2 separate regions of the Mus musculus genome follow, and region 1 is linked to region 2. Evidence: chromatin loops called from intact Hi-C (ENCODE). Cell type or tissue: left cerebral cortex. All regions are shown on one strand. Each heading gives the region's core, and the rest is flanking DNA. Links, peaks and the distances in the headings are about the cores only. Region 1 holds the start of Isl1 (ISL1 transcription factor, LIM/homeodomain). Region 2 has its middle 560 kb from the start of Gm25985.

Region 1 (16,543 bases), core at 5,315-13,314, 630 kb after region 2:
AGGTCTCCTAGCATCCCTTCCTTGCTTAGCTTCGGGGCTACTCACAGTTTTGTCGTTGGGTTGCTGCTGCTGGAGCTGCTTCATCATGATGCTGCGTTTCTTGTCCTTGCACCGCTTGTTTTGAAACCACACTCGGATGACTCTGGGACTGAGGCCCGTCATCTCCACTAGTTGCTCCTTCATGAGCGCATCTGGCCGAGGGTTGGCGGCATAGCAGGTCCGCAAGGTGTGCAGCTGCTTCTCGTTGAGCACAGTCCGCACTCGGGTGGTCTTCTCCGGCTGCTTGTGGACGTGCGGCCGCAGAGCTGGCTGCCTAGCCGAGATGGGTTCGGCTACGGGGCAAAGGGACTCGGTGAGCATGCAAGGCCACTCCCGCCACCATCAGCCCACTCCATTCCCTATCTAGCCCTGGCTCAGCACACCTCGCAGAAACAGCAGAGGGTAGGGATGAGGAGGAAGAAGATCTCTCGCTCCTTAGTCAATAGAAGACAATGCAGAGAGTAATGGGGGAGATAAGAGATGCAACCCCTGTTCCTACTCCCCATTCACTACACAATTAGCCGAAAGAAGTCTGTCTCCACCCGCACCAGAGACATTTTTTTTTCAACAGTAAAATCTCTCCCTCCCCCCTTCCCTCATAACCAGAAGAAGGTCACAGATTACACCCCCACCTCCAGGCTTGCCTTTCCCTTCTGGATTAAAGTCATAGAGGGTACCTGAAAATAAAACGCAGAACACCCCAGTGACAGCTAGAGACACGACAGGGCTGGGAAGTCTGCGACCAAAAGTCAGATAATTATGCCAGAAAGCCTTGAACTTCAGTTCTAGGGGACAATCATATTTAGAAGCTAAAGAAATGCTGGATTCCAACTACCCGAATGGTCCGCCTGTCTTTCTTAGTACTAAATCAACAATGTGGGATGTTCCAGAGACCCGCTGACCCCAAGCAAAAGAAAACTGAAACTCTGTTGAACTGTCTGAGCTTGAGATGACTGAGGAGTGGAGACGGTCCTTCCCTTCCCTCCCAAGATTTCTGCCTCTTCTGCCGTTTCTCACCCTTGGCTTTATCCCTTGTCTGCTAGTTAGACATCACTCAGGGAAGAATTGCAGAGCAGCTAGAAGAGGTGAGTTGGGGGTTGGGGAAAAGCTGTCATTTTCTCACCTCTGGTATTTAGTAGGAGCTGATGGCTTTATACTAACGGGGATGGAGGGATGGAGACCTGCTTCTGACTGGAAGGCAGGGAGGAAACAATGTTCTGCTGTCTGCCGGTCTTGGTTTTAGCCAACCTTTGTGTTTCCACTTTCCTTTATGGGCAACTGGTCCTCTGATCTCCACGGTACAAATCCCACACCTTCCACGCCCCCCTGGGGTCAGGCCAAACACCTATGGGGTCAATTTAGAGCTACAGCTACAGGCTTGGAGATGAAATTCTCACCAAATCACGTAGAATGAATGGCTTAAAGAGGCAGGCTCCTTTTTAAAAGGCAATTACTGCAGATTAGGCTGTTGACAGTTTTAAGTTACAGTCCTGTGCAGTGCCTGCAGTTACTGACACTGTATCTTTTAGGGACATGGGGGTTTTTGTTTGTTTGTTTGTTTTGTTTTTTGACAAAGGCATAAAAATAAATTTTAAAAAGCTTTTGGATTGGAAAGTAAATCCCAAGGGGGGGGGAGAGAGAGAGAGAGAGAGAGAGAGAGGGAGAGGGAGAGGGAGAGGGAGAGGGAGAGGGAGAGAGAGAGAGAGAGAGAGAGAGAGAGAGAGAGAGAGAGAGAGAGAGAGAGAGAGGTGGGAAGCTAAATGCCTTGGGGCTGCTTAAGCTTCCTTCGCAGGGCTAGGGAGGAAACTCCTCGAGACCTAGGGCTCCACCCCTTTAATTAGGCGGCAGCTAGGAGAAAACCTGGCAGAGAGCTGAAGCCCATTTTCAGTAAGCTATGGGTTAGAGGCCAAAGTAAAGCTGACAGTACAGTTTGGGCTTGTGTATACATGTGTGCACAAGCGGGGTATGCTGTGTACTTGTATATAGACAGACATTTAGATGTGTGGTTGTGCCGTCAAGGCAGACGACGAGTGTATGGAAATTTGCTAGAAAGGCAAAGAGCACGTGTGGTTTACTGCAGGCCACTTTCTGCACCACTGTGTGACCCCTAGGTTGCAGGAAAGAAAGGTTATGATTTAGCCCCGCCTGCCTTTTCTCAGCCTCTGGGTGGAGGAGTACCTGCCATTTGCAGAGGCCGCGCTGGATGCAAGGGACTGAGAGGGTCTCCAGCTCCCAGGCTGGCTCTCTCCACCACATCGTGGTCTGCACGGCAGAAAAGCCCATCCTCCCGCAGGGCGAATTCGTCTCCCGGGATGAGCTGTCGGCTGCAGGCTACACAGCGGAAACACTCGATGTGGTACACCTTAGAGCGGGCACGCATCACGAAGTCGTTCTTGCTGAAGCCTATGCTGCACTTGGCGCATTTGATCCCGTACAACCTGAATGAACCGGCCCCGGCATGGGAAGAAAAGCACACACACACACACAAAAATGGGTGATTTCAGGCAGGTTCTGTCCCAAGATGGCCAGAGACCCGGGCCATAAACCTGACCTGCCTGGAAAAAAAAATAGCAATAGCAAAGTTGGGCAGAATATAGAAACAACCCCACCCCCTTCCTCCCTCCTCCCCCTTCTCTTCCTCTCCCTCCTTCTTCCTTAACCTCCCCTTTAACAAGGGGAACCTTTATGGTGAACCTCTGTGTCTGTCTAAGTTTGTACCTCTTAGTTCAGGCACTCAGCCCAAACCAAGGAAAATTTATTGATGGATTCTAAACCTCGAACCAGCCTCTGGTACCAGTCTCAGGATTATTCTTGCAAATACTTGCAGGGAGGGATTCAGGGGACATTAGTGGCCAGTAGCCCTATGCTTTCCATTCTCTATCCCTCAATTTCTGCTACTAAAAGTATTTCTGAAAAAGCACACCACCACCACCACCACCATCATCACCATCAACAACAAAGGTGGGGAAGGGGACTGAGGGTCACCCCACTCCATCTGAACACACAAAATCCCAGAACGCAATAACAAGATGAAGCACTAGAGAGTTTCCAGGTCCTCTCCAGTGAAGGCCTTCCAGTATTTATCCAACTAAAGATTTTCCACGGGGCTCTTGTTAATGGAAAGTTCTTTCTCCATTCTTCCTCTTTTATTTTAATGCCCAGCTTCTGTTCCTCCAACCAGTCTTTCCTCGGTTCCTAAAGCATGTACCTCTACTTCAGTTTGCCTGGGGGACAAGGCTAGCAAGACAAATGGACAAAAAAACAACAAAACCAACCCGCACTGCTAAAAGCTTCCTCCCCTGTCAGCCTTTCCTTACCACCGCTCAGTCCTTATAGTCCTTATAGTCCATCCACTGCTTCATTGCCTGGATATCCCTCAATAGCTATCAGTAATTTCTACATAGAGAGTGAAAAAAGATAGGACAAGATCCACACAAAGGAGGTGGCATGTTGCTTCCCCAATGAGAGACCTTAAAATAAAAATGGTCACTCTACCCTGCTTTTACAACTATAGATCCTCCAAAAGGGTTGTGCATGGGTGTTACACACACACACACACACACACACACACACACACACACACTTACAAACATGCTCCCAGGCGGAAGAGAAGAGAAGAGAAAAGGAAAAGTAACTGAGTGACTCCATCTGCAAATTGACAGATCCGGAATGAAGCAAGTCTGTATACAAGGGAGGGAAACAGTATCTTCAGAGGCGTAAAGATGCTTTTGGAGTTTCAAAGTAGGTTCTCCCTTCTCCCTCTCCAGTGTCCCGAGAGCCCACACCAGCCAAGTAAAAGATGAAAAGGGATTATTTCTCAGAGGTTGGAAGACAGACTTGAAATTTTTTTTCCTACCTTCTGCCTCTCCAATGCAAGATCATCCATTTTATAGAAGGAAGACTTACTTTGCCGGGTTCCCAAACCATTGACGAAATCCCTCCCCTTTCCTGTATCCCACTTCCTCCCATTCTCCTTGTCATTAAAACCAAACCAAACAAACAAACAAGCAAACCCTCCCTAGTATATTGTTTAATTTTAGCTATCATGAATATATCCTCCAATCTATGTTTTTTTTAAAGCAAAACAAAACAAAACCGAGGGAGGGGCATTATTCCAGCAGGAGAAAAACTGGTGGGGCTGTATTTTAAATCTTAACTAAACTTTAATGAAAGTTCTGAAGCTCCAAAGCGCTTTATGGCTTAGGAAAAGCCGATCACTTGCCAATGGCCACCTCTGAAATCTAAAATCGGCTACATTTCTGCCATCGCCAGCCTAACAGTGAAGGGGAACAGTATCTTGCTTTGTATTAGAACAAACACATTTTCCTTTAGAAATTCTACCAGGCTTTCTAAGGTAGAAAGTCAAGTTTCTGATATAAACTGGTAGGTCAGAGAAACTTGAAATTAGGAAAAAAAAAAAAGTGCAACAAAAGCCAGCTCAGATCCTCCTCCCTGGTTTTGGTCTTGTCCGTCAGCTGATTCCCTCATTTTATCAGTTACTAGATTTTAATGTGAGAAAGGAAGCTGTTCAATTACCTAAATATACCAATTGTTCGCAGACAGATGATGGGCAATTTGATCTGCTCTGTCTAATTCATCAGCCCAGATAAGATAAGAAAGAAAAGGCAGTTAGATATCACCAAAGGGTTAATATTTAAAAAGATTAAATTTCCGGTGGTTTTTTTTGGGGGGGGGGCGTTAAGGAATATTTTATTTTGGTTTTAAAATTTTTTATCAAAGGAAGAGTCACCCCAAAAGTAAAGGGAGCAATGTTTGTACTTGTTCTTCAAAAATCCTTTGGTGAAACTTTTGTCTGTTTATTTGGAGCCCCCAAAATAATGTAAGTCATTGATAAAACAGGAGAAAAATAAATAAGATGATAAACTATACAGTGAAAATAGAATTTTTAAAGTTTGAAACCCTAAACTTATTTGCCTTAATTTTGTTGTTGTCCTTAGGGAAGTTTAAAGAGGGAAATAATCTTTTGTATGAAAAATTCAAAGAGTCATTAACAAACCTTATCAACAAAAATTTATGAAACACAGCGACACCCCACCCCCCAAAGATATGAAATGAACAACAGTTTAATTTTAAAAACATTTCTTGTACACTGGGCACTCTAAAGTAAACGTTCTCCCTCCCTCTAAAAACAACAAAACAAAACAAAGGCACATCAAATAATAAACAAGGAGAGCCAAGAAATCTCAGAAAATAACCCTGTAAAAATGGCATACCTGATATAATCTCTTTTACAGTAGGTTTTCCCATCCCTAACAAAGCACGTACAGCTTTCGTCCAAATACTGATTACACTCCGCACATTTCAAACATGCTGCATGCCACTCCAAATCCGGAGAAACCCTCAGAATATACTGGTCGTGAATTTGATTGCCGCAACCAACACACAGGGAAATCAGACGTTTTTCTGAAATGAAAATAAATGCATGATTGACTAACCGTTTACTTCCTACAGAGATAAACACACTTTTAGTGTCGTTCTCTTATAGGGTGTATTCTGGAAGAATTTTTTTCTTTCCCTTTTTTTTTTTTTCTTGTTCTTCCCTTAAAGAGTATTGCACTTTGGGATGGTAATTGGAGTGTGCCATCAAAACCTTGACTCGCTTTTTTAAAAAGGGAGGTGGAATATATGTAAAACGCAGATTTGAATAGTCTACATTGTAAGCTTAGCACGCAATCAAACCCGCTCATTTTGTGTTTTCTCCCTCCTCCCTCTTTGCTATAATCATTAGGCAAGATTATGGATAAGTCATGTCAAAGAAAAGGTTTTGACTAGAAGCGTTAAAGCAACGCTGGGATGTCTATATTTTCCGTGAAGCACGTTCTTCAATAGCACGCGGGAATGGATATTGTTAGAAGAGTAGACATCAATACAGTTGTCACTCGCTCTCTTTTGCAAGTCTAATGCTAATTCATATCTGCCGGTGTGGTTTGTGCAGGCAGACCTTTGCTACATAATAACTTCTCCAAGAGCTCCGGAATCCGGAGGAGGAAATCACCGCTAAGCACCGGGCAGGCGGCTAGAGTTTGGGAGGGCACAGAGCATTCAAACACAAGGTATGATCAGTTTCTCAAAGATCGGAATTCACACCAAACATGCAAGCTGCAAGCGTGACAAGAAGAAAACACACACACACACACACACACACACACACACACACACACACACACACACACACACAACAGCAGCAGCAACAACAACAACAAAAGGACCACCTTCTCTTCTGTCTCTCCAGGCAGTGACTACAAATCCAAAGAGCCCTGTCATCGGTGCCTGAGAGAGACCCCCCCACACCACAACAGCACACCAAGCCCCACAAGGTTAAACCGCTTCTTACTTTTTGGTGGATCGCCCATGTCTCCCATATCTGTAAGAGGGAGTAATGTCCACAGTGAAATGGTGGTTGGACAATTGGTGAATAGCCCACAGAGAGGATGCTGGTGCTGTGGCTAGGTGGCAAATAGTGGCCCCCGGGGTTGCCAAAACTGGGGGAAACAGCTGCCCGGCTGCGCCGCGCCCTCGCAGATCTGGGAGTCCGATTTAAGCCGGCGGAGTTGGCAGAGCGGAGGCGCAGCAGCAGCGGCGGACTCGCACGGCTCGGGGCACCTCTCTTCCTTATCTCTTACTCAAACTTCTCAGCTCCAACTCAGCTCCATCGCCATTGGTCTGACGCAGCGCGCGGGGACGTCAGGCGAGCGCCGCGCCCATTGGCTGCGGGGCGCGCGGCGCAGCTGTTCTGATTATCATATTTCAGCCCCGGCGCCTCCGCGCGCCACTGCCCGCTCGGCGAGCCCGCAGGAGAGGATTAAGCCTCCCGAGGCCACGTCGCTCCTTGGGCGCCGGGTGGCCCGGGTCCCCGGCCGCCGCCTCCTTGTCCACCACCCCCTCCCCGCGCCTTCCCGGACGCGCCGCGTCGTGTCCTGGGGTTCCAGCGCCGCGGGCTCCCCGCGGACCTTGGGCTGCGCTGAGCTCGGGGCTCCCTTTTCTGCCGCCCGTGGCGAGTAGCTGGTGGGTAGGTCCTTCCTGTGAAGCGGGTCCCTACCGGGCTCCAGGAAAAGGGGGGCACTTGGAACGGGCCGCTTTCCTTCACTGACTCCCGTGCTGGCGCGCACAGCCCAGGGCTGGCCAATTTCGCTGCCTGCGGGAAGGGCGCATCTGCTGGAGCTAGCAGCGCGCTACGCGTTAGGGGACAAACCCGGAGTAGGACGGTTAGACCCAAAAGAAATGGGTTTTTTTATGACTTCGTTTTTGTGTTCTTTTTTTTCTTTCTTTCTTTCTTTTCTTTCTTTTTTTCTTTTTCTTGCTACCGTGTTGACCCTGTTACTCCCCAATCTGAGCTCTCCAAAGACTTGGGGTGGGAGGAAAGGGGAGCTTGTCTCCCTAGCGGACAATCGGGTTGGAAACGCAAAGGTCAAACGAAAAGGTAAAACGAATTAACTCCGAGGTTGGTTCCTTTCCTCCCGACCCGTGAGGTCTCCTGTTCAATTTTAAGTCTAGCATGAAAGTGTTCTAATCTAGAGTCAGAGTGCAGGACCCTAAAGTTTACGGGGGTGGGGTGGGGTTGTCCATGTCTGTCTATGGATCTGTTGTCCACTCTTTTTTAAGGCAAAGGTGCACTGGGCCCTTAAACGGCTTGGTAATTATAAGCGCAACTTTACAATATTCTCTAGAGACTTTTAAATCTTTTAGTATGAAGGCGTGAGCAGGGAGGGTCTGTTGCAAAAGAAGAGTGGGGCGCCTACTTCCCTCCCCTGAGGTTAGCTTTCTAATTTGTTTCCTCTGGGGAAGCCATCTGGAGGAGATGTTGGCTGCATCTCACCGGTAACTTTTGCCAATAATTTCTTTCCTGATTCCCCAAAATCTACAGTCTTTCAGAGGCAGTTATTAGGGGACACACAGAATTCCCACACTTCTGCCGGAGCTTCTAGAGGGACTTTGATCAGAGAGAGAGAGAGAGAGAGAGAGAGAGAGAGAGAGAGAGAGAGAGAGAGAGAGAGGCTACAAACAGAATCGTAGAAGGGTTCAGCTTGTTTTTTTTTTTGTTTGTTTGTTTTGTTTTGTTTTGTTTTCCTCTTAGAAGAGCCAGAGGTTAGGGAACTCCTTTTTGTGTTTCTTCCACCAGATCTAAACCATGATAAAACCTGTGAACCCCACCTAGGCCGCAGTGGCCGAGTTAGAAAGCCTGTGACTTTTCAGAGTACACACAGAGAGAAAAGAGGTTAAGAAGCAGGAGTGGGTTTTTCCCCCCTTTCTTGTTTTGCTGTTTTCTTTAAGAAGGCAGATGGGAATCTCTTCCCTTCCTGTTCTTTTTTTTTTTTTAATTATAAATTATTTTGAAGTCCGTGAGCAGGATGGAAAGTTGTGTAGACTCCGGTTAACTTTACCGGTTGGTTGTGTTTTTTCCTTTCAACCCCGGTTTCTGCTCTCTGACATCCTATGTGTGGTATCTTTTGTCAAGCTGCTTTTGCCAAGCCCAGAGAAGCAGTTCCCTCCGTACAAGGGCATGCTACCCTTCTATACAGCCAGGTTGACCATGATTTAAAAACAACAACAAACAACAACAAAGATAAATAGGGGATCTGAACCAATTCTATTTCTTCACGCTATGTTTATAATGTGGCATCTAAAAGAAGCATCAGTCTAGTGACTTGAGACCCACAAAGGACCCTCACTCTTCACCCTTCCAAACATATACAGGCATTCACCAAAACAATTAGTAATGTTTTAATTCAAACAACACATTATTACAAAGGGTCGTTGGTCATAGCAATTCCAAGTAGAAAATCTAGCGTACAGTTTGGGAACAAACTTTCAATGTGAGCAGGTCTTCCACAGCATTCACGACACGTTTTCCTTTTTTTAGTTCAGGGCACTATTGTAAACAGGCATTCATTCCCCTGGTTCTTAGACTGATAAAAGCCAGGATCCATGCAAAAGCTACTCCACTCAGTGGAAGACGCTGGAGGGAACTCAGTAATAGTAGGATCGGGTGATGAAAGTGCTCTGAAGATCTGTGTGTTTGTGATTATACAATTTGCATAGAAATCGAAGTTCCTGCTGCTGGCCACAATGTTTCCCTTTACCCAGAGATTCTCATATGACCACAGATTTTTTTTCTCCTCCTCCCCTAGTTGATTGCTATGTGTGTATTTAACACATCAAGCGTATCTGTAAAGTTGTCAGTGTTTTTTATAGAATACATAAAACTGATTACATAAAAGTGATTAGCAATATTTTTCCCCCTGAGCATTTGATTACAGGGGCGACCTCTTGTGTTCAATGAGGGATTAGACACTCTCCTGTCAAAATTGGACTTCTTGTGACCTTTGTATGCTGCTAGGTCAAATATCTGTCCTTCAAAACAGCAGGGGTGCGAATCTGTAGTTTGAGCGCCTTCATTTTGAAAATGAAGTAATGAATGAAATGCATAAACTGTTTCTTCATCCTCCCTCACCTATATAAGATTCCAGTGTCTTTGTACCATAGAGATACCCGCTAAGCTTACTTAGTAAGTTTCTCTTGAGTCTGTAGTATTTGCTTACATGACTTGGAGCACAGTTCCTGGCGCATGTTTGTTCCTCCTGAGCTCCCTGCTGGTCCATTTAAGACCGTTCTGTTTATCTGCTCCTGCTTTCTTATTTCTGTTTAATTAAGACGGAAACATTCCACATTATATTTAAAGTCAGACACAGATCCCTGAACATCATGAAACCACACCATTTTCCAAAAAGAAAAAAAAAAAGAAAAGAAAAGAAATTGTAGTATGTTTTAGCTGCCATTGGAAAGTAAATTCATACTCAGAACTTACTTATTCTCTAATGTCTGGCAGATAAAAGAGAATCCTAAGTGTTTCTTTGAAAAATCTGTATAATGAGAAAAGCTATGCTTTTCCACATAAATAATATTGAGCACAAAAGGGAGGCTTTCTTTGGTCATTTTTTTTTTCCTTAAGCAGTGACTACGTTCACTTATTTACTCCCAGGAACCAGAATTTGGTTCGAACTAGTAGAACAACTAGGCTTCCACTTTTAATGAGCAATCTATTCAGATGGAAAAGTGTAACAAAGGATATATTCCCTTCACCTTCATAAACACATAATTTAGGGGTCGGAATGAAACACGGAGGTGTTCATTCAGCTCTGAAGAGGACAAAGAATGCATGTGTACTCTTTCCTACTTTTTTCTGAACAGTCTCTGAACCATTGGCATCTTTAATCATGTCCAAAGATCAGACAAAACAACATGCTCTTAAAGGGAGTCAGGATTAGCACTTACGTTCCATGGGGAGCTGGATGGAGATGCTTAGAGCTAATTTATTTCTCTTCCAGTTGCCTGTGGCTTGTTGGGGATCTGGGGAGAGACTTCTCTGATTTCACAGGGAGGGAGGGAGGGAGAGAGAGAGAGAGAGAGAGAGAGAGAGAGAGAGAGAGAGAGAGAGAGAGAGAGAGAGATCCCCACAGAGAGATCATGTCGGAAATTATTATCCCTTTATTCGTCCCTTTTTTAATATTTTGCTAAGAAAAAGAAGCAACACCGCTAATAAAGGTAGCTGTTAACAATAACAAACCTTCGCTGTGATTCCCATCTTATCGCCTAGGACTCCTACTGAGAATATAGTTGTGTTGAGTGCCAATTACTAAAACAATCCCAGTGAATTAGCCAGAACTTTCGTCTCCCGGCAGAGGCTCCGAGCCTGCATTTCTGAGTTCAGGTGGTTGTTTCTGTCATCAGCATTCCTTTCTCCGGAATCTTTGCCGGCCGGCCGGCTCCAAAGGCAGTGATCTTGTGCGGTCTGCTGCTCGGCTCTCAGCCGGGATAGAATTGCACATTCCCGGCAGCGACGAAGCCGCAAACCTCAGATCAGTCCTGAGACTGAGGAGCCCAAGCTGAATGTTGTGAGGAGCTGGGTCAAGTGAGGACAGAGATTTGCCACCTTCTTTACAAACCGTGCTTCTGGAGGTATTTACTGCTTTCTCTTAATCGGGGAACAACCCTTTTCAAAGGAAATCCTCCGCTTCCCCTCTGTAACTATTGAATGATCAAGACAAAATTTAACCGAGTCCTGCCTAGGAACCAGAGATCATGATGCACTAAGAGGCTTGGCTCAAGTTGGCCCAGAACCCCACCTTTGACAAAACTTGCTCTAAGTGTATTCTTCCTTTAAGTTGATGGAGCGAGCCTACGTGGCAAAGGAGCTGTGGGCTCCGTAGTTGGGTTGTAGTCTACTAGATCTGCTCCAAAGCACTCACCTTGCCGCCCAGGTCTCGGAGAACCCAGGAGCAAAGTAGCCTCATTTAGTTGAGGAATTCATCAAATCCAGCTGATGGTCCTTTCACAAAGCCCGGACCATTTTTCCTCTTCTGCAGTCTGTCTAAGCCTCAGCTCTGAATTTAGAGTCTCTGAGTTGTTTTACCTTAGCCTCGGGAGGTTTACAGCGAGAAGGAGCGGGGGAGGGGGTTGGGGTGGGATACCTCAGAGGTCAAAGAGGTGGGGGAGGAGTCGAAAATTACGGGCCTGGGCTGGAGAGGGAGTTGTCAAGCTGGGAAACTACCAGGGTTGAGTAAAGGCAACCTTCCCTTAGGTTTCTATATCAGTGTGGGCAAGACGGCCTCCTAGGGCTGGGGTTGGCTGCCAAGGTGATGTCAAGAGTTACTCCTTGGTCCTTTGAATTAAGCTGTCTGTCGGCTAAAGCATGTTGTGGCGGGTGGCATAGCTGAGGTTCCTGAATATGGGTGCTTTTTTATTTATTTTTATAAAGGGGGCAGGGAGTCATGGGTGCACTATCAGCAGATTCTGGGCGCCTGAAGGAGTTTGGGGGCAAGAAAAAGATCTTTATACCCTAGTAAAATCTGAAATCATTTTGAGGAAAGAGATCATTGGGACAATTTTTTAAGTTTGGTGTGTGTTGCGCCCCCCCCCCCCCATGGAGGTTAATAAAGGGGTGAAGCAGCTCTTGTTGAGAATCTTCTATGCCTCTAGATCCACACTAATAAAACGCATCGCTTTGAGATTTCACACAGAAAGAAGGATATGTCCAGCCCTGTACTTGATAAATATGAACAGGGTACAATACAGGAGCTAGAGAAAGTACCCTGTTCATATTCATCAAGTACAGGGCAGGACATATCCTTTTCTGTGTGGAATCTGAAAGCGATGAGTTTTATTAGCTAGAGAAAGTACCCAAGAGCTGAAGGGGTCTCCAACCCTATAGGTGGAACAACAATATGAACTAATCAGTACCCCCCAGAGCTCATATCTCTAGCTGCATATGTATCAGAAGATGGCCTAATTGGCCATCGCTGGGAAGAGAGGCCCCTTGGTATTGCAAACTTTATATGCCTCAGTACAGGGGAACACCAGGGCCAAGAAGTGGGAGTGGGTGGGTAGGGAAGCAGGGTGGGGGGAGGGTATAGGGGACTTTTGGGATAGCATTTGAAATGTAAATGAAGAAAATATCTAATAAAAGATGTGGGAAAAAATATGAACAGGGAAGAGAAGGGGGGGGGGGCTACAGGAGACGGCTCCTTTAGAAAACAGCTTTACTTAATCAAATGGACTGAGTTATTAACAGGCTCCAAAAGGATGACCGGCCCCGAGATGCTGAGCAAAGTGAACTTCATTGTGCTAGATGAGATATAAAGGGAAATATCTAAATGGGGCACGAAGATGTGCCTGCTTCCCGGTATGGGCTGTAAACTGGGAGACCCTCCAAAATCCTAGGCATGCAATGTGAGCTTATAGATGCTACCTTTTGAGTAGGCTGAACATCCAGACTTAACACACCCATGCTCCATTATCCAGCTTTCCCCAACATGAGCACGAGTGTGGAAAGGAATGATCTGAGACAGTATTTTAGCAATGTCACAGACTGTCACATTCACATTTCCCACCATCGCTGGGGTCTCTGCTTTTCCTGAGAGTACACTTTTAAGAAAACCAACGAGATATGTATGTCTTGGTAGCAGCTTTTGGAAACGATATACAGTACATTAATAGCACTGGAACTTTTACATGCATATCTGAATATTAAAATTTTCACTCCGATGTTGGTGTTAGTTGTATCTTTCTTATATTTGTCTTATTCAATTTATTAAGCAAACATTTTCTCTGGGAAAGGAGAACGGTATGCAGCCCATGCTCAGATGTTAGGATGCATGGATGTTATGGGGGTGGGTATACATAGCCACCAGATCCAGACAGCTGGTATCTTTGTTGATTTAAGAGTTCCTTGGCCAAAAGGTAATACTTACCTTGTGGCCATTTTTCAGTCATCTCCTAACATATCTGATACACCTCTATTGTAAAAAATTTAGTCTAGAAAACAAACAAACAAAAAAAAACCAACAAAAACCAATTTTAATTAGAAAGATTCAAAAGATGCCTATTAAAGCTTTCTTTGGCTCTATTTATAGGTGGTATGTACCTCACAATCTGATATGTAAAGATATCAAAAGTATGCAGCATTTCCTTTAAGTGTAATTATGAAGTAATTATATGCTAATGATAGTGCCATTTTACTTTAGAAGATAGTTCCATAGAGGGGAAAAAAAAATCAAGTGCTCCTTCTAATATGCATAACCTTCTTCCAAGAAACTAATTGGCAGACTTAAAAATTATATTCAAATATGCTTTCATGAAGAAAAAAGAACAATATTTGAAACTTCATTAACCCAGGACCAATCAAAGAGCATGATCTAAAACTAGATGTTAGAAGTCAATGCTACAAGGAAATACACTTCTATGTTACACACATTTGTTTATGCACAAAAATTACACATTATAAAGTTGTGTACTAAATGTGTTACTGCTTATTATTCAGAAATCTTTAATTATGCCAGCAATAGCTAAAACATGAATAAATTCTAAATGATGCTTAAGGGCTAACTATGAACTTAACTTTTGAGATATGACAATATCACATGATCATTATTCAAATGTAAATGTTACAATAAAATTAATATAATGCTAGTTTTTATCACTTCAAAATTTATAAGAAGTTGACATAAAATAAGTAAGCACTGTGAATAGATTTGCTTTCTATATTGCCTAGTAGATATGTACCCATTATTAAAATATAGTGATAGTGGAAAGATTTCTGTGTGTAACAATTTGTTTTAATCATTATTATCTGAGGGTTCAGTCGAGCTAGAAGAATACTGCCCTGGGCAGTGATGGCCTATGCCTTTAATCCCAGCACTAAAGAGGCAGAGGTAGGTGGATCTCTGAGTTCAAAGCCAGCCTTGTTTGCAAAAGCCAGGACTGGGCTACAGAGCAAGTTCTAGGACAGCTAGTGCTACACAGAGCAATACCCACTGTCTCAACAAACAAAGAATCTTAAAAATATATGATGTGTATTCTCACTTGATTGAGCCTAAGTTAATGTTTTGCTTTATATTAAGAATCTCTAGCCTTTCCCTAGAGAGTATGATAATCCCCAAAGAGCCTTACATGCTAAACTTTATTGATATTGGAAGTTTTATGATTGCTTATAAGTAGTCTACAGAACTGCTAGCATGCAAACTTACTTTAGAATGTTCTGTTCTGTGGTTTTGGCCTGGTCTGGTCAAGGGGCTTATTACTGCACAGTGTTCTATTTTGTGTTATATGATTCATTGGTGACAAACACCATATGTAATATCACTGGTTTTGAATTTTTACACAGTATATGCAGAAGTATAATTCAGATCCTAACACCTTGTTTCTTGCATCTCTTGAAGTGCGATTAACTATCCAAGTTACTCAAGCCGTGGAAGTTCTGTGTCTGTATGTGACTTTGGCTATACTTCAGTAGTGCAAATGTGTTCCATTGGAAGCTGCTGTCTGTGAGGAAGGGACACGAGCATCTTTAAACGTGGAAGAAAAACTTAACTGGATGGAAAAAAATCAAACTTTTAAATATAGTGCTGGAGGAAGTATTGAGTTTTGGTGATGTTATCAAACACTAGAAGAAAGGATGAGAGTAGATTTAAGAGGAGAGAAGTAGGTTAAGATGAGAGAAGTGTTTTGTTTTATGGAGAGAAAGAGAAAGATTATTGAGAAAGAAACATCAGGTACAACTCAAAGGGAACAAAGAAAGGGGTGGCCCTTGTTGACCCAGCTTCTCCTGGCACAGTGTGTCCTTAAGAGGGAAACTCGGATCTGGGACAGATTATAGATAGAGGCCAAAGGAAAAAAGACAGAATTTATAATCATTTTCATTTGATGCTTAAAACTTTAAAAACCAAAGCTAAGGGTTCCTTTTGCAGAAAGTAGATTATTGGCGGGGGGGGTGGGGTAGGGTGGGGGAATTTAAAAAGTTTTATTGTTGATGGAAATGTATTACACTTGCATCTTTTATGAAAGACAGATTCACTGTTGGTATGAGGTGCTATCACAGAAAACATAAACAAGAAGTACTAGAAATACCATAATGTGAAATTTTATGATACTTTATGTACCTAAATGGAACAAGCAATAGGATTCCGGACTCAGAAAGAGAAAAGTCCAGATGTGAAGAGGAATCTGGAAACAAACAAAACAAAACAAAACAAAACAAAACAAAACACCCCAAACCCAATGACTTCAAAGTTTCCCAGAGTTTTTATTAGCCTTTGCCCTTTTTGCAGATTGGATTATAGCACAAAGTGTAATTCAAATATTTGGCACTGCTTATTTAAACCACAACAAAAGGGGAAAGGTGTTGTGAAAACACTGCTCGTGATCCAAATTATGCAAAGCGACTTGAGGAGCTCCCAGCAGCCAGGTTATCTTAGCAGTTCTCATGTGGCCTCATGAGACTAGCTACACTGCTCTGAGAAGAACAGACTTGCTAACCAGGAAGGAGGAACACTGCGCATACACCTGTAACTTGGGGAAAAATTGGAGTGTCTGGTGTCTCAGAAAGGTGGGATATAGTTGTTCTTGTAGAATGTGTTCTGCACATAATAGAGTCAAAACGCCTGCACATGTGCAGAAATAAACTAGTCCATAAAAGCCTGACAGGAGGCAATGGAGCTCTATAAAAGGGCGCACCCATCCAAAATCTGGCAAGATTTGATCAGTGTCTGCTATGGAGAAGAAATATGAGACTAACCAAACCAGTGGCAATAGCCACAACACAGCAGCCACAGAAGACAATTGATTGGCAACTAATCATAGTAAAAGACCAAGCAAAAGAGATAATAGTTCCTCCAAGCTTGAATTCTTTATTCACAGGTTTCAAAAGTATCTTTAAAGCACATCTAGACCGGCTAAGGTTGAGTCATTTAAAAAAAAAATGTAAAGGTTGAGAATGTCTAGTGGTGGATGGAGAACATATAAGGATCTTTTAAATATTAAGGTATTAATTCACATTTCAACGGTGCAAATACTCCTGAATAACACAAAACAATCAAAATTGCATTCTCTGCCGTGTTCATGGCATGCACTTTGGACTAATACCAGTTTATGAATATTACTGGTTGCTATTAGGCTGTGGCTCTCTGGGGCTGTCCTTCTAATGTATTCT
Region 2 (16,543 bases), core at 5,013-13,012:
CATCACAGCTTTGGAGTAAAAATTGGGAGAAACCACAGGAGTGAAAATGCTGAGTTGAATTCCTTCTGATTCCGTCCTGGCACAGGCCAGGACTGGTAGGAGATCTAAAGTTCATGAGAGGCTTTGTGTCTTAGTATATTAGAAGCTTTCTGGAGCTGAGTGAGAACGTGCTTCACAGAAGGTAGAAATATCCTTTCCCTTGGCTTCGTGGCTGTAGAGAATGAAGACAAAAACAAGAATCTTACAACCTCGAATGACAGGCCCTTGTAGTGATATGTCGATAACAGGTCTGGCCGCAGAGCCTTTGCACATGGCTTATCTGACACACCATATAAAACAAAGTCAACCAAAGCAGGAAGAAAAACATGTGGATTGAGTCATTGGGTGATTGTTTTGGTCACACTGGTGTCTAATTGCCCTGTTAGTGGGTGCAAATGTATATTTCAAAGTCCATCAGGGCACCGAGTGGAAGGTTACTACAAGTAATATTAGTTTCGCAAGTGAGTCACATCTCAACTAGAAATGGTCTCACAAGTAATAAGGAAACAAAACATACACACACACACACACACACACACACACACACACACACACACACTAAATAAAACAAAAACAACAACAACAAAAACCAACCAAAAACAACAACAACAACAACAAAACAACCCCACACAGGTATAGTATGTATCAGGTCTTCTTATATGATTTTTTTATATGACTTTAGTATTCACATGAATCTACAAAGCTTAAATTTGACCGTGGTTATTCTGACAGAAAAGTGGGATTACGGTAAGATCCACTGGCACCAATCCTGGAAATACACCCCAGGAGGTGTAAGTCAGATGAGAGTCGAACAACCATGTTTACTGTGGCACCGTTCACGATGGCTGAACTGTGGACTCACACGAAGGATTCGTCAACGGACTCGGAGTTTCATTCACCTATAAAGTATAAAACATGTTATTTTCAAGAAAGTGGATAGAACCAGAGATAATAAGAATGCTAAATTAAATAACCCAGAGTGAGAAAGACCAACACCGCATCACAACTTTTATTCATGGTGTTTATGAAATATATAAATATTTATGAATATATAGAGTATATATGTGCGGGTATGGAAGCAAAAAAAAAAAAAAAGAAATTGGAAGGATGGAATGGGAAAGGAGGCAGCAGAGGGCAACAGGAGGTCAAAATAGAGAAGAGTCCAATCCACTTGAATGGGAACGTCATGAAACCCATCGTTGCATACTATGAACACACACTAATACTGTTCAGAACAACAGTCTAGGTGTTCCTAACCTTGTCCTTCGCCTTTTACGAATGTGAGCAGTGTCTCAGGTAAGCAGACGTTCAAACCGTGGTCGCTTTGACACGCAGCTTGTGGCTCTGGGCATGCGCATGGCGAATATGCTCAAGCCTGTACTGATTTAGCCCACCCTGTGGTTTTTCTTGTCGTAGCTAAAAAGTTGCATCTAAGCAAATAATGACTTGCGTGTTGGTGAACAAGCAAGTGACATAGTGGACCTCATGCTCAGAGCAGATGTGCACTGTGTCTGTGAGAAACGTGATATTAATTTTAATTTTATTTTGTGTGGAAATATAATCATGAGGGGAAATCTACGTAAGACTACATAGCTGCAAAGGAAAAACATGTATCTATATGATAAAGTCATTAAATCTATATCACCTCTCTAAGACTTTAAAATCCATCCAATCAAACATCTCACATACAAGTGAACATACAGCCTTAGTGTACAATCTTCTTCGAACTTAAATGTTCTGTGTTCGCCATCCCTCTGAGTTTATCTATGTCGATTATCAGGCATAGTAGATAAAGGGTAGGAATGAAAACAAAGCAATGTAATAAATACATTAATATATGCATTAAATACACATTGTGCATAACATATGCATGTGTATTTATACACAAACATACAGTTATTACAGCCTTTCTTTTTTGCTTTTTTATTAGTGTCTCACAAAAGCAGTTGACAATTCTGTTCAATGTAGTCGATTCGTTTAATTCATAATTATTTATTAAAGGATTTCTAAACTTCAATGGGCCTCACTCCTTTCACCTGCTTTTATATACTGTGCCCTTTGGCTTCAAAAATAATGAATTTCTCTTTGAGATTATGTCTTTTTTGTCCCGCGTGATGCTTAGCAGATGCCACCTGTTTCAGTGGACAGGTTGTTTGTTGTCATTAAAGCGCGAGACAAGGGACAGAGCTTACAAACACAGTTGTTGGAGTGTAATTACTTAAGCTCTTTACGGAGGTGGATCATCTCAGCACAATGCTCCCAGGGACAAAGTCAGACCAACCGTCTTTTACAGCATCAGCTGCTGCACCAAGTTTGGTGCATTGCCACAGACACCAAGTCTCTTTTGTTTACCAGGTAATTAACAGTAATGATGTCTTGCTGTTTGGCTTTGTTTCAGAAACAAGCCTCCTTCTTGGCAGATTTGGGTGGACCCAGAAGCTCCTGCCCATGGCCTGACTGTCATTAAGTACCAGCAGGCAATTCTAGGCTTAATTACCTCTCTGTTTTGTTCTTTACATCGGGCAATAAACATCCAGTCTAAAGGCAATTTGTAGGCAAGAGGGGAGAAGGAAAAGGAGGGGGTAACTCCTTTCCCAGCAATACATTCATCAAATAAACTAACTTAAAAAATGTTTTGACCTTGAGTTCTTAAACATTATTGCAATTCCAACATCTTATAGGGAAAAATCATTTTAAAGAAAGTTATTCGAATAAAGCACAACCCTACAGATAGGCAGTCTGTTTATGAAATATGAGGGAATTCAATTACCCATGAATGGATGAATGGCTTTTCCCCTCTCTTTGTCTGCTCATCATTGTTACTGTGCATTTCTTCGACAAAAGATATCAAAATAAACAGAAATATCTTCAATGAACTGTGAGCCTGCAGGTAAGTGGCACATGCAAGGGAGTGTGTTTTTCTGAGATGCATTTAGCATAGGTATGATTTATTTAATAACACACTATTGAATTTTTAGCAAAAATCACACCATAAAAGAATAAATTACTGCATAATAATGAGCCAACCTCTAAATAAAGCCTCACGCAGCTTTTGACTTTTTTTCTTACAAAAATAAGACTTCATTATGAGTCTTAAATGAAATTCAAAATAATTTTAGTTAAATTGAATTGACTATATGGGAACTATGTGCCATTGATTTAGTAATTATAATTCTTGAGCCCCACTGAAGGCATCGCAAGTTCATAATATTTTGTAAGTAATTTATTTTTCAAAGTAAACATTAGCGTGCAATATTTTCTAATGTCCAACATGTACTAGAGATCTATAAACACATATTAAATGTCAAAATCCTGAAAAGATAAAGGTGATTCTATTAGTTATAATTTTGATGTTATTGCATTTTTCACTGGACAGCAGCTTCTAAACACAAATAACCCATCATTTAAACACAAGTTTGCTTTTTCATGCCTATAAATACTTAACTATGCTACCAGATAGTATACAGTTTCCTTTTCCAGTTTCTAACATATCTGAATTAAATTATAGTCCCTTATATACCTGTCGAAGAGTTTCACTACAGAGATCATAAAATGAAACAATTTTATACAATCTACAACGAACTGGAAATTAAACCTTCTATGTAAGGTTTTATATAGAAAGGTAGGGACATTAGAAAAAAATGTAATTTTTGAAATCTTTAAGCACATTTATAACACATGCATTATTATTTGTTATCGTTCTTAACTTCCTACAACATAGTAAATTGATAATGTTTACATGTTTTGTTGATGCCTTTCAGATTTCATCAGATGAATATATTGCATGAAGGATGTGTGTGGCCTTTTGTACTACTCAAGAGCAAGAAGGGTGATGGTCTGTTGGCATTTAAACATACTTTCTCATTTTGAACTATCGTTTGAAAAATAAGTTTGCACACTCTAGTTATTTACCATCTTTGTTGTGGGCGGATTGGAGCAAACTCTCCAGGCGTTTAACAGTCCTCACCATACTAAACGGTATCAGATTTACTGTTTTCGTTACTATACTACTCCAGTCATAGTGAAGCCAGTAGACACATCCATGTTCAGAAGTGTCTATTTTTCATTCATCTCCTGCAGTTTTGACTTAGCACGCCTGCATTCATTCATTCCGCTGAAAGAAGAACCATGTGAACTATACAAGAGAAAAGTGAACGGGAATGTGCAGTTCATAATAATAACTAATATGACAAATGTTCATGTGTGATAAGATATTGCCAGTCTACCAGGATTTATCTGCAGGACTCAAAACACAAGGATGCTGATTCTCATCTTCCCGAGGTTATCACTGAGGCCACGAAGACCTTTCTCATACATGAAATAAATGCAACAGTCTTAAATTGAAACTCGATGAGCATGATACCTTTCTTTGGTTCATATCAGAACTCATTATTAATCCTAATTTTATTTGTGTAAGGGAAACATTGCAATCATCATTATCAAATTGTATTCTCAGCCAGCAGAAAATCACAGATTTTAGATCTAAGACTAGAACGTTTCTGACATGAGCCATGCCATGGGCCTGGTGTAGACTGGAAATGTGTTTGAGACCTGCATCCCTTCTCACACCCCCCCTTCATTCATTTGTTATGCCTTTAACAAAGAGTGTTTTCTGTGCTTACAACCATAGCCTTTGTAAAGCAGTAAAGGATACCATTTGCAAAGTGTGACTCTCCAGTTTAGTATGCACTCATGGCAAGGAAGTTTCTAAAATCACTTCCACTGCCAGCCATCTTTTCTCGACAACAAAAGATCTCGATCTTGTGATGTTTAGTGAGTAATAACAGTGATGTTTGCTTGTTTAATTCATGCCTGTGGGAATGAGCTCTTTAGACAAAAACTTGGACATTTTGAAACTTTAGAGATACAAGGTGCTGTTAATTTGGTCAGAGAAAGCCTGTACACACCAACAGCCTTAGTCACGGAACTTTTAGTAATTTCACCTGGATTGAACATGTAAAATCGAGGGTGACTCAGAGGGCCTTTACCTCTGGTCAAGCTCTTAGGTCAGGATAAAATTATGTAACGTCATAAGGACACTGCAAAACTTTTGTTAGCAGGAAATATTGGATGACATATGAGTTTTATTTGCAGGAACGTTGTCTCTCCTTTGTGTTATGAAGGTTTCTCATTTTTTTGTTCTTCTCTCTTTTTCATGGCCAAATTCTGTTTGAATTTTCCTTACACATCACAGAAAAGAAAGGAAGTGTTAATGACAGATATGATGCGAATCGGTGTTTCCTATCTTATTTTCTCCTTATTTCTCTGGGAGCTCCGGTTCAGTCTAAACCATCCTGTAAACCCTTATTTAGCAAAAGGAGACAGGATGGGGTTTCCTCCAGGCTTTCCACACTGGAATATTGAAATAGCAGGGAAGGGCAGAAAAGCCCATAATGCTTCATTAGTTAATTGTGCAGAGTACAGCTCTTTAGGAGTAAACAAGTGAAGGACATTTGCTGAATGGCCATCCTCCTCGTCACGCATATTATGGCCTAATGATGCTAGTAATGGCGGGTGGCTCCTGGAGAGTCATCTGTCAAATTAGCACATTGAATTATTTATTGCCTCGGAGTAAAATTGTTGAAAGGTAGCAGCTGAGATGTGGTTTGTATAAATCTAAAATTCAGGGGGTGGGGGGTAGGGAGAACAGCAGAAAATTCATACAGCTGCTTGAAGGGTATACTTGCTTTTAAAAAGTTGTGTTTAATTACAATAGACTTATTGGATAAAGCACACATGTGTGTGTGTGTGTGTGTGTGTGTGTGTGTGCGTTTCAAATCTTCAATGCTATTATTTATAGTATGCTGACCAAAAGCTCACCTTACTAGTTATTTTAAGTCTCCATAACTCATTTCAACTACATCATCACTGTAAAAACCAAACAGGGCATCAGTTGTTATTCGGAGTTGTGCCCAGGCTTTAACACAGGGAGTGTGGTTCCTGATGTCCACTTCAAATCCCTGTTCATGATTTCATGAAATACTGTGCTATCTAAGATTAAAAAAGAGAGAGATAGAAAGAAATAAAAATGAAAAGAAAAGTTTGTTGTTCTGGATCCTAGTGGAAAAATCTTCAAACTGAATTCATTATAAAACAGAATAAATATGGTAAGAATAACAAATTTGAAATTTAATGCCTTAAAAGACCTTGTTGAGAGAGTGAGAGAAAGAGAAAGGAGAAAGAGAAAGAGAGAGAGAGAGAGAGAGAGAGAGAGAGAGAGAGAGAGAGAAAGAGAAAGAGAGAAACAGAAAGAAAGAGAAAGAGAGAAAGAAAAGAGGTGTGGGACAAGAGAGAGACACAGAGAAAGAAGGGGGAAAGAAAGAGGGAAGGGGAAAGGAAGGAAGGGAGGAAGGAACAAAGAAATGGAGAGAGGAAGAGGACAGTTCACCAATTTCCATGGCCCTTATTATTTATTATTTTAAATAATAATAATCTTAATTAGATAATTATTTGGCAAGATTTGGAATTGATTATAAAAAAGGTCACTAATTTCAAATCAGCAAAATACCCTCATGTATTAAATGGTCTCATAAGTGGTATTTGAGTATCTGTCTCAATTTAAAAAAAATTATGAACGGTTATGTGCTGCTAAGGATACACACATGGCTTTTCATATTCTTTTTTTTTTTTTTAATCAGGGACAGCACAGTTTATTCTCAGTATGTCCTGGAGAATTTAGGAGCAGAGACCTTAAAATTTCTGGGCTGACCAGGGATCTTATTAATACTTTCCAAAAAAATGTTTTCCCCTTGAATAGGTAAAGGTGGCTACTGAATTAGTGGAAGAATCTTTAGGAGAATATAACACAGTCTTAATAGATTGTTAATTATAAAATTATACTTTGTTTCCCTCTACATGTCCCCTATCCCACACTTCCCATATCCATCCTAAATTCATTACTGTTCTCACCATCTCTACAACACAAGAACACCAAAACCATGCCTTATTGACCCTCGCAGGTAACAACAGAATGACTGAGAAATGCAAGTGTAGATTGCAGGGCTCAAGACAGAAGAGAAATGACATCCATCAAGAAAAGAAGGATTAGTGTCACATTTCACAATGCAGTTAAAAACAACCTGTTATTCGCAGATGAAGTTGAATTGTTTGCCCTTATCATTCTATTTTTGCCCCCAGGTTTATGCAATTTCTTTTATGGTTAAGTTATATTCATTCATGATTATGTGTATGTGTGCCTACCTGTGATTAAGTGCCAAGTGAGTGCTGGTGCCTACAGACTACAGAAGATGACATCATATTCTCTGGAGCTGTAGTTACAGGTGATTTTACACCTCCCACAGTGTGCTTGAGAGAGAAACTCCAGGTGTCTGTAACAGCAGTGTGCCCTCTTAACCAGTGAGCTATCTACCCATGTCTGCAGGTTATGTGGCTTTAAAGATCAGACTTTAGCCTGTTGCTAGTGGTTTCCATCCTGTCCATTGTATTTGTTTCTCTTCCACTCTCCTTCCTTTTAATCTTTGTCATTAAAGCTCTTCTCTCTGATGGACACTCTTCACTTAGATTCTGCACATTCTGGCATTTCCTTCATTTTCTTCCTTATCCAGATCTTCTAGAACCTTATCATTATATTAACACTGTGTTTAAGTCCACTTTGGGTTTCAAGTTGGCAGCAGAGTTATGAGAACTTCTATACGTATCCTTCTGTCCAATATGCTAAAGATAAGGTTGAGAATTGTTACACTAATCCGTTCACTCTTCAATGTGGAAAAGATTTCTTCTGCCTCATATTTATGTATTAAAAATAACCAATGATTTAACTATTCATATGAATATTCTTAATTACATTCTTAAGTGTTACATAAAAAGCAGTAGGTAAAAAATTTCCAGTCTATAAAGCTGTGAGCAGTCAACTTTTAAAAGAAATTTATTTATTTTTACCAGCATATTTATCTAACATAAAACATGTTTTCTGGATTGAGTCAGGATACCATCTTCTGATTCTGTAACATTTTAAAACCCTAAGACCTTCTACTTTGCCTTCTAAGGAGCTATACATATGAGCTCTGGGACAGGGGACAGGGACTTCTGGAGCTGAAGCATCTACATTTGTTGTATGGCTAGTATCCCAAACAGGTAGAAGCTTCAATTGAGATGACTGGAGGAAGTCCTAGCTGACAAACACGGCTGTGATTTATGAAGGATCTTATACTAAAATGAGGATATTTACATTCAAGACCTGAGAGAGCAGTCAGCTATCCAGTAGGTGGCAATCTTCCCTCAGGATACATGTCACACGGGGTCCTTGGATTTGGGATGCGCCTCTTCCTAAAGATACATCAAGAAATTTGTCCGTGAAAGTCCAAAGTTTCACAAGAGGTGCAAACCATGTATAATAAAAACATTCCCTTGTCCTTCTCGGGGTATATCTGAATCGCTCCACCTTGCTTCAAGAAATTTGGCTAGGAGGGCATTTTTATCACTAGGTATAACTATAATAGCATAATATTTCCATCATTTTTTTCAAATACCCAAGCACCACATATTAATTTTTTTTGCCAAATGTCAATTTATAGCATTTTCAAAAGAGTTAACAAGAACCTGGGAGATGCCACTACTCTTCCTTCAAAGGCAGGAAAATGACGTAAATTTTGTGGATGATTATCTGCCTTCTCATCATATCTATCTGACCTATTAAGGAATTTTGAAGGAAACAATTTTGAGAACTGTTGTGGAAAAGAACCACATGGTTTCTCAGTGTGAAGTTCTAACGTTCTCATTGTGAGTAATGACAAAGGTGATGTTCATCCTTTATCGGGGAGAGGAAGCTTAGAGGAGCTTATGCTGTACTCTAGCATCATATAATTGTCACAAAACTTTCTAGTGATGCCTGACATTGTTATTACTGCTGCCATTTTGGAACGTAAATGTCATTCTTTCTAGTAACCTCATAATCGTCTCTCCAAAGGCTTTGCTTCTGTTCTGTTTTGTTGTGCTTTGATATTATTCAAAAGTAACCTTGGAACTTTGAGCTATTTGGGGGGGGGGTTTAAAGGTTTATTTTCAACTAATATTGCCCATAATTATGGGAAGGAGTGTAATGCTGTAATACATGTAGGAACTGGGTAGCACTGTTTTTGTTGTGGTGGTGGTTTGTTGTGTTTTATTTTTTAAATGGGGCATTCCTTTGCAAACAAAGTGGATCTGGAATTTACTATGTAGTTTAGGCTCAGTCCTTTACTGTCAACATATAATCCTTCTACTGTCCAGCAGCATATCCAATGCCATTGCTCCTGTAACCTAGCACACAGTGACCAACTCTACTTTAATGCTCATATAACAGACTCTTCTTCCCTCACAAAGCCGACTCTCCTGATCCTCTGGTAGCTAGCATTTTCTCTCTCTCAATTTCTATAGGAAAATTCATTGGGTTTCATATGTAAGGGAGATCATGAAATGTTTGTCTTTCAGTGTCTTATTTCTCTTAATATTATTAATCCACAATAGATTACCATGAACTTCATGTGTGCTATCATAAATGATAGACTTCGCACTTTATAGTTGAATTATATCCCATTGTGAGTCTGTATCACATTTTCTTAATCTGTTTATCAGTTGAGGAACATTAAAGTAATTATTCTGCACTTGGCATTGGGTTCATAACTGTAGATAGATAGGGTAGCATTACACTGTTCAGTAATATTAAGGTCTTCTGAACTCCCAATGGGAGAGAGCTGTGCTTCTTTGCCCTATTGTTAAATGTGAAACATTTTAGCCACAACTGAGTGTGAAAGTGACATCTGCCACTCTGGAAAAGAAACATGACGTCACCACTGCAGTATTTCCCACTGCTGCTCCCCGCTCAACCTCTGCCTTTGAGTGATGTTGGAGGGGAAGCTAGGTCCTATTACAACAGATATGAAGCCTATGCAGGGAAGAGAGAGATCGTTGTGGCGAAAGACCACTGAGGTTTTGGATTTGTTTGCTTGCTTACCGTAACATGGACTACAGTATAGAAAGCTCTATACGTTAATAGTAAATTATAATGCAGCAAGATAGTAAAACATATGCTCAGTTACTCTCCATTTCTAGCGTTAAAAAATGCCTATAGTGTATGGCTGTGTACACGTGGCAAAGTGGTTATCACAAACCATAAAAATATTTTCTCACTACACAGAAGACCATTATAATTTTAGCTTCCCTTCCTTGCAGTAAAGGCTGAACTGTTTTGTTAACAAGGAACATATATTTTTAAAAGAAGGTTTAGAATCTCTTAATAAATGTTATTTTAAACCAATATCAGAAAATGAAATAGTTACTCAACAAACCATACAAAAGTTATATGCCAATGTAGGTAAAATATATTTATATATGGTCATTAATATAATGCTTGTTAGAGATTTAACAACCTAAGTATTTATATAAGACTTCTCAAATTTAGGAACCTTATTGAGAATTTCTAAGTGTAAATATGAAGTTATTTGAAAAGCCAAAAGCTTGATAATTTCCATGCAGTGAAATATTACTGTCTTGTGTTTAAACAACAATGCATGTATTTTAAGGGGAGAGAGAGAGAGAGAGAGAGAGAGAGAGAGAGAGAGAGAGAGAGAGAGAGAGAGAGAGATGCATTTAACCATGAGAAAGAATGCTTCCTTTAAAAGCACTATTTTCAGCCTCTTTTATTTGAAAGATTCATCAAAAATATTATAATTCCTTTATTCATCAAATTATTTTCTGTTTATTTCTAAATGCAGCCATCTCCAATTTAAAGTCTAGTACCTTTCTTCGATGAGATAAAGGAGGTAGATTTACTATCTTGAAAATTGATCATCATAATACATATTCTCGGTTTGTGTTGGGCATCTAAATCCTGTTTGATTACTCATCTGAAAAGCATTCATTATGTATCAGGAAATGTACATCATTTGGATGCATGATGGATTTACAAAATGAACCATCTTTACACTTTTAAATATTACCTAAACAAAGTAATTAATGACATTAACTAATTTATTAAGGACATTTTGCACAATGAACCAAGAGTCCTCCAAGTCTATGTTGTTTTGGAGAACTATGTGTTATCTAAGATGACTTAAGCCATCCAGTGATATGATTGACATATACAGATTTTATTCATAAAAGTAGAACTAAATTTACACTTTACTTAAGCTGAAATATTTCAGGTACCTAAATACAGAAAATTCTAATCTTTGAAATGTATCAAGTTCTATATCTTAGAAAATAATACAAAACAAGTCAATTAAGCCTATTAGACTAATAACTTAGAAAAAAGGGGTTATGTAGGAGGGAGGTTTTTAGTCACCTTTATTTCATGGATGTGTTGGTGAGGTGTTATATTTCACATATCAACATATTTAGAATTTATAATTCATATTTCATGGATATAGTCAGTTTTATTGACTCAGAAATTAATAATAGTTTTGTTATAAACCATGTATACAATTAAGTTGCATAATTATAATTTATAAAAATCTGTTTTTATTAAAGGATTTTTCTGATAATTATATTTTCAAGGATTTACATTAATCTCTTATTTTTATATCTTTAAGAATTCATATGAATACTACACTTATATTTTTCCTACTCTTTACACTCTCCCTTCAAAATTCACACATGTCTATCTACTCCCTCTCAAATTCACATGTTGTTCTTTCATTATTATTCTTACATATATACATACATAAATATATACACACATGTATATGTAACTACTATATCTACTTATTGTTTTTCTATTCACATGTATTTACATTTGACTAATTGACTAACCTGCCAGAAAGCTCATCCCTGGAGAAAATGGATTCTTCCTCGGTCACAATCATTTCATCTAGGTGTGGGATCTTATTAAACTTTCCAGGTCTATTTTATGAGTATCGTAGTGCTGCCATCAGGTAGGTCTTGCTTAGGAAACAATAATGTTGAGATTTCATGAGTATAGCTTCTTCTCTCATGTGCAGAAGACACTATCTAGGAGCAAATGCTCTGATCCTCTTGCTCTCACAATCTTTCTGCTCCTGTCCAACCAAGTACTGATCTAGAAGTCTCTTTCCTAAGGAGTATCTCTCCTAGTACCAGAACTGGTTACATTAGTTTCCAAAGGAAAAGCATAATCAGTAGTGGTGTGCAGATGAGATGTGTGTGAACCACAACAAGGACAATCATAATAAGATACCTCTTCAGGTGCAATACTGTTGCTTATACCTTGGTGCTAACAATAGCTGTTGGAGTGCTTGCTCGACAGAAGGAAAATGTACCTTGTACTGGATATGTAGCCAACTATCAGAGTCTAGTGAGGCCAAAGGTCTTGGGGGAGAATCTGCTATTGCCACTTTTGTTCTATAATTGCTAACTGCATTCTAAACATGTATTCTTATACTTACAGATAAGTGTAGCCCTTTCACCTTATAAAACACTATTTTTTGAAGAAGGAGTATGAGAAAGAGGAAAAGAAAAAGGGAAAAGAGGGAAAGAAGGAGGAGGAGGAAGAAGATGGTGTTTATTAAAAGAGAGTGTCAACAGATCAAAGTGCAGGGCACAACTGGGATTGACCATGGGTTACAAGATCCAGTTGGTATAGTGTCTGTAATATTGGTCCAATTGTTTCTTTAGTTTCCTATGCTACACCATCTATTTTGTATTATTCATGTCTGGCAAAAGTTTCTGGTGAAAATGAACTCAAAAACTGTGTTATTTATATAAATATAAATATATGAAAAACATCAGATCTGTTTATTGCATATCATGCAAACTTTATTAAATTCAGAAAAATATAAATTGTCAAAGCCACAAAATAAACACACAATAGAAAATTTAATCTATTATTTTTAATAATTGAGCCTTTTAGTGAGTATACCTATAACAGCATTGTAATAATCAAGTACATAAACCTGCTAGACTGTAAGAGTACAAAGAGGAAAGTGTTGCTATACCTTAGTAGTAGCATTCAGCCCGTGGGAGGGAGGTACAGTGAGTCCTCATTGCAAACCAGTTGCAGACCAAAATCAACATTAGCCAAGGCATCACTGAAGGCAGACTTCTCCACGAGAAGCAACAATTTTTAAAAATACCACTTTATAAAATTTAAATTAGCAGGCACCATGCCTCAGGGTGGACTAGACACAGAAGAGAGTCCTTGTAGATAGATAAACAGCTTTGTACTGCAGATTACTGTACTGTACTAGAATACTATGAGCACATGGGTCTGAAGCAGGTATATGTGTCCAGTATCTAACATTCTTCACAACCTGGATAGATCCAGGTGATTTTATGCATTGTATTACCCTTGATGTTAATAGCTTTGCCTTATTGTCCTTAATGTAATAAGTTAGGCTCTGAATATGTGCCTTCCTCCATGCTCTGTAGTATAATATGTGAAGAATATAATTTTTTATTTCTTGTATTACAACTTGTGTTTAAATATTTCCCAGCACTGATATAACCAACAAGTCAACAATATTTCCAAATATGCACATTCTTGATTTAACAATTGAAATGAATTATATGTTACATGTAATTTAATTGAATGCAAGAAATAAAAGTAAATTTTAGATTATTAAAAAGTTGTAAGAGTCAAGCAGATTTAAACAATTTTTATTAATGATTTTACTTTAAATTGTGAGAATAAAGCCTGAAGATGTTTAACATGTTATAACGCATCGTTCAATACTTCCTCTTTCTTGGGTTTCAGTGGCTGTGCACAGCAGCATATCAGCTGAGAATTATATGATGAACAGGAGCAGCAGATCATAGTAAAATACTCCCAAATTCTAAAATGTTGGAAATTGCTTCCTGCCATGCCCAAAGTTAAATGCCCATTAGATCATTGTAACAATGTTGAAAGTAACATCTATGAATAGAAGTCTTAACATATTACTATGAAGGACCACATATAAACAGGATAACTAGTTACAAGTTTAGAGAATCTGCAACACTAAAAAAAAAAAATGACAAGAAACAACAAATAATGGACAAGAGAAAAATGCAGTGTGTTAGAGTTGAATGATGCTGTGTTCCTGCTGAACAAGGCTGAGTAGTGGGAGTAACAAAGAGAAAGTGTACATTGAATGATGCTCTGTACCAGATAACACCACAAAGGAATATGCTGAAATTGCAGATGGGTCAGTGTGCATTGTCTGAGTAAAAGGGAATATTAGTTGAAACAGTTTCTGATCTATGCTTCATTTTTCAAACTGCACAAGGAATTCTGCTTAAGGCACAGCATTCGTTCATATTCTTCACCTTGAAGTTCATGTGAACCCAGTGGATTTGCTCCTTTAGGAACTTAGTGCCTGACAAATACAGAGGTGGTTGCTCTCAGCCAACCATTGGACTGAGCATGGGGTCCCCAATGGAGGAGTTAGAGAAAGGACTGAAGGAGCTGAAGGGGTTTGCAGCCCCATAGGACGAACAACAGTATGAACCAACCAGAACCCCCGAGCTCCCAGGGACTAAACCACCAACCAAAGGGTACACATGGAGGGACTGTGGCTCCAGTCACATATGTAACAGAGGATGGCCTTGTTGTACATCAATGGGAGGTGAGGACCTTGGTCCTGTGAAGAGGGGAATCCAGGAAAGGTGGATAACATTTGAAATGTAAATAAAGAAAATATCTAATTTTTAAAAAAGGAAAAAAAAAAAGAACTAAAAAAGCCACTCCCATCATCCATGGTCCATGGATGAACATCCACTCAATGGAGCAAAGATGAAGATCTATTAGATCTATTATACAATTGGAATGTCCCCGAAATTGTAATATTTGAGTTAAATTTGGCTACTAAGGATTCTGTGACCTCAGTGATATTTGTTGTTGTGAAGACTCAACCGTCTGCCATCCCTGTACTCGTTCTTACCCATTTGGCTGTGGAAAATCTGTAGAATGTAAAACTTAGACTGTTGGGAGATGCGAACTTTAAATTTTTTCAGGAAATTTTACTGAAGAGTAGAACTACTTATTTGATTCTACACTGGAAACTCAGGGCTGGGTTTACTGGCTGGGGAATAGAGAGAATCTTGGGAAAATCTTAGGAATGAGATAATTGGGGAAAGGATAGCAAAGACTTGAGTCCACAGTTTTTGACTCCTGTAACTGGATTCTCTGCCCTTTCCAAATGTACAAGAAAAAGAAAAAAAAAAGAAAAGAAAAGAAAACACTGAATTCACATCAAAGTCTCTAGATTTTATGCTTTTACCAGTTATGGGTAGTTCTTGTTTGATACTTTGTAACCTTTTATCAGGAAAAGTACTTTTTGGAGAAAAACCCTTAAATTTAACACAAAATCTAATTCTTCTTCTCCTATTGAGGCTGGGGAGAGTGTGTCTTTATTAAAGTGCATTTCTACAAAGAGATAAACATTTTTTAAAAAACAAGCATGAATGGAATCCAGGATAAAATGCATCCATTTGTACAGGAAAATAGCTTTTAGTGAAGAAAATGGCACAAATTCATCATATGGAGGAAAAAAATGTCATTTGAAAGCTGATTTTCAAGACCAAAAAATGTAGAACATTTAATATATTAGCTTTTACCTTCTCTAGATCTATAACTTTTTTTAAGCCAAAGTATCATTTTCAGTCCTTTAGAAAAACATCACCAATTAATTGTTCTTATGGATATAGACATTTTCTAAACTAGTTCAAAGCTTTCAATGTAGCAGCTTCACACACACACACACACACACACACACACACACACACACACACACAATGGGCTTTGAAAATCATGACATACAATGGGTATTTTCTTCAGCAATAATTTTACCAGAGCATTTCAATAACTGAATGAAACTTGTTCACTTTACAAAATAGACTCTCATATCAGTCCCGCGAGCTTTTTGTCTTTCTCGTGTTAAATGCAGCTCAACATGCCATGACACACAGCTAATAAAAGGGCATCTGTCACAAGGGACTAAGTACCAAAATCAACAATTTGCATAGTGAACAAGGTTTATATTGTGGTGACTCATGTCGCCGGGTTCGGAACAATGGGATGAACAGTCCCTTATGGCCTCTGCTAAGCACTAGACATGTGGCCTTAGAAAAAGAAATCCCCTCTCATCCACTTTTTCCACAGTGGTGCTTTGTTAGTTCACAGCAAGGGTTTGACTTCATGCCCTGGTCTCTGTCTGAGAGGAAGTCCAGCTCAATTCAATTTGCATCCCCTCTGCCTTTTAGTAATGAAGCAGCATCCATCTGAGCAGGCACCAGGATAATGCAGAGCAGATGGCAGAGTTTTGTCTAATTAGATTCTGGGAGGCCTGTTTGCTACAGTAAATGTGCGTGCATTTGCTTATTTCACACTTATTTCAGTAACAACAGTTTAGTAGAGACAAGATACAAATGAGTACAGGTAGATAGCCTCACTTAAGATCTAATTACTACACATCCATAATTTTAATTCAATTACTATTCTCTATCATCTATTTGGTTAATTGAAGGTAGGCTCTTTGACCTAAAAAATTGTACCTTATGAAAATTATTTTATTTCCCTCCTTTTGTCTTCCCAGATATCTCTCTCTCTCTGTCT

Evidence for each region. Hi-C counts contacts between places; a loop is a spot of excess contacts. Peaks named below come from ENCODE experiments on the same cell type or tissue, not always from the same donor. Only the 100,000 strongest peaks of a DNase experiment are listed, where the experiment ranks them.
Region 1: a loop joins it to region 2, with 5 times the contacts of the local background. A loop is called at or near these places in 2 of 42 quality-filtered maps.

What each region holds. Positions count from the first base shown.
Region 1 is chr13:116,303,001-116,319,543 of GRCm38, forward strand. It overlaps Isl1 (ISL1 transcription factor, LIM/homeodomain), which reads right to left and starts at 6,688. Exons shown (of 6, transcript NM_021459.4): 1 at 6,395-6,688; 2 at 5,274-5,463; 3 at 2,218-2,477; 4 at 46-332. The coding sequence starts at 6,422. RefSeq lists promoters at 6,485-9,202, 6,487-6,865. In left cerebral cortex, for the core only: a CTCF peak has its summit at 9,324 (motif pointing left); DNase peaks (open chromatin) are centred at 5,431, 5,858, 6,467, 6,716 and 5 more places; H3K4me3 peaks cover 279 bases.
Region 2 is chr13:115,671,522-115,688,064 of GRCm38, forward strand. No RefSeq gene overlaps it. Among named protein-coding and RNA genes, the nearest start is that of Gm25985, 560 kb to the left of the region's middle. RefSeq lists an enhancer at 15,098-16,519. In left cerebral cortex, for the core only: a CTCF peak has its summit at 8,262 (motif pointing right); a DNase peak (open chromatin) is centred at 8,258.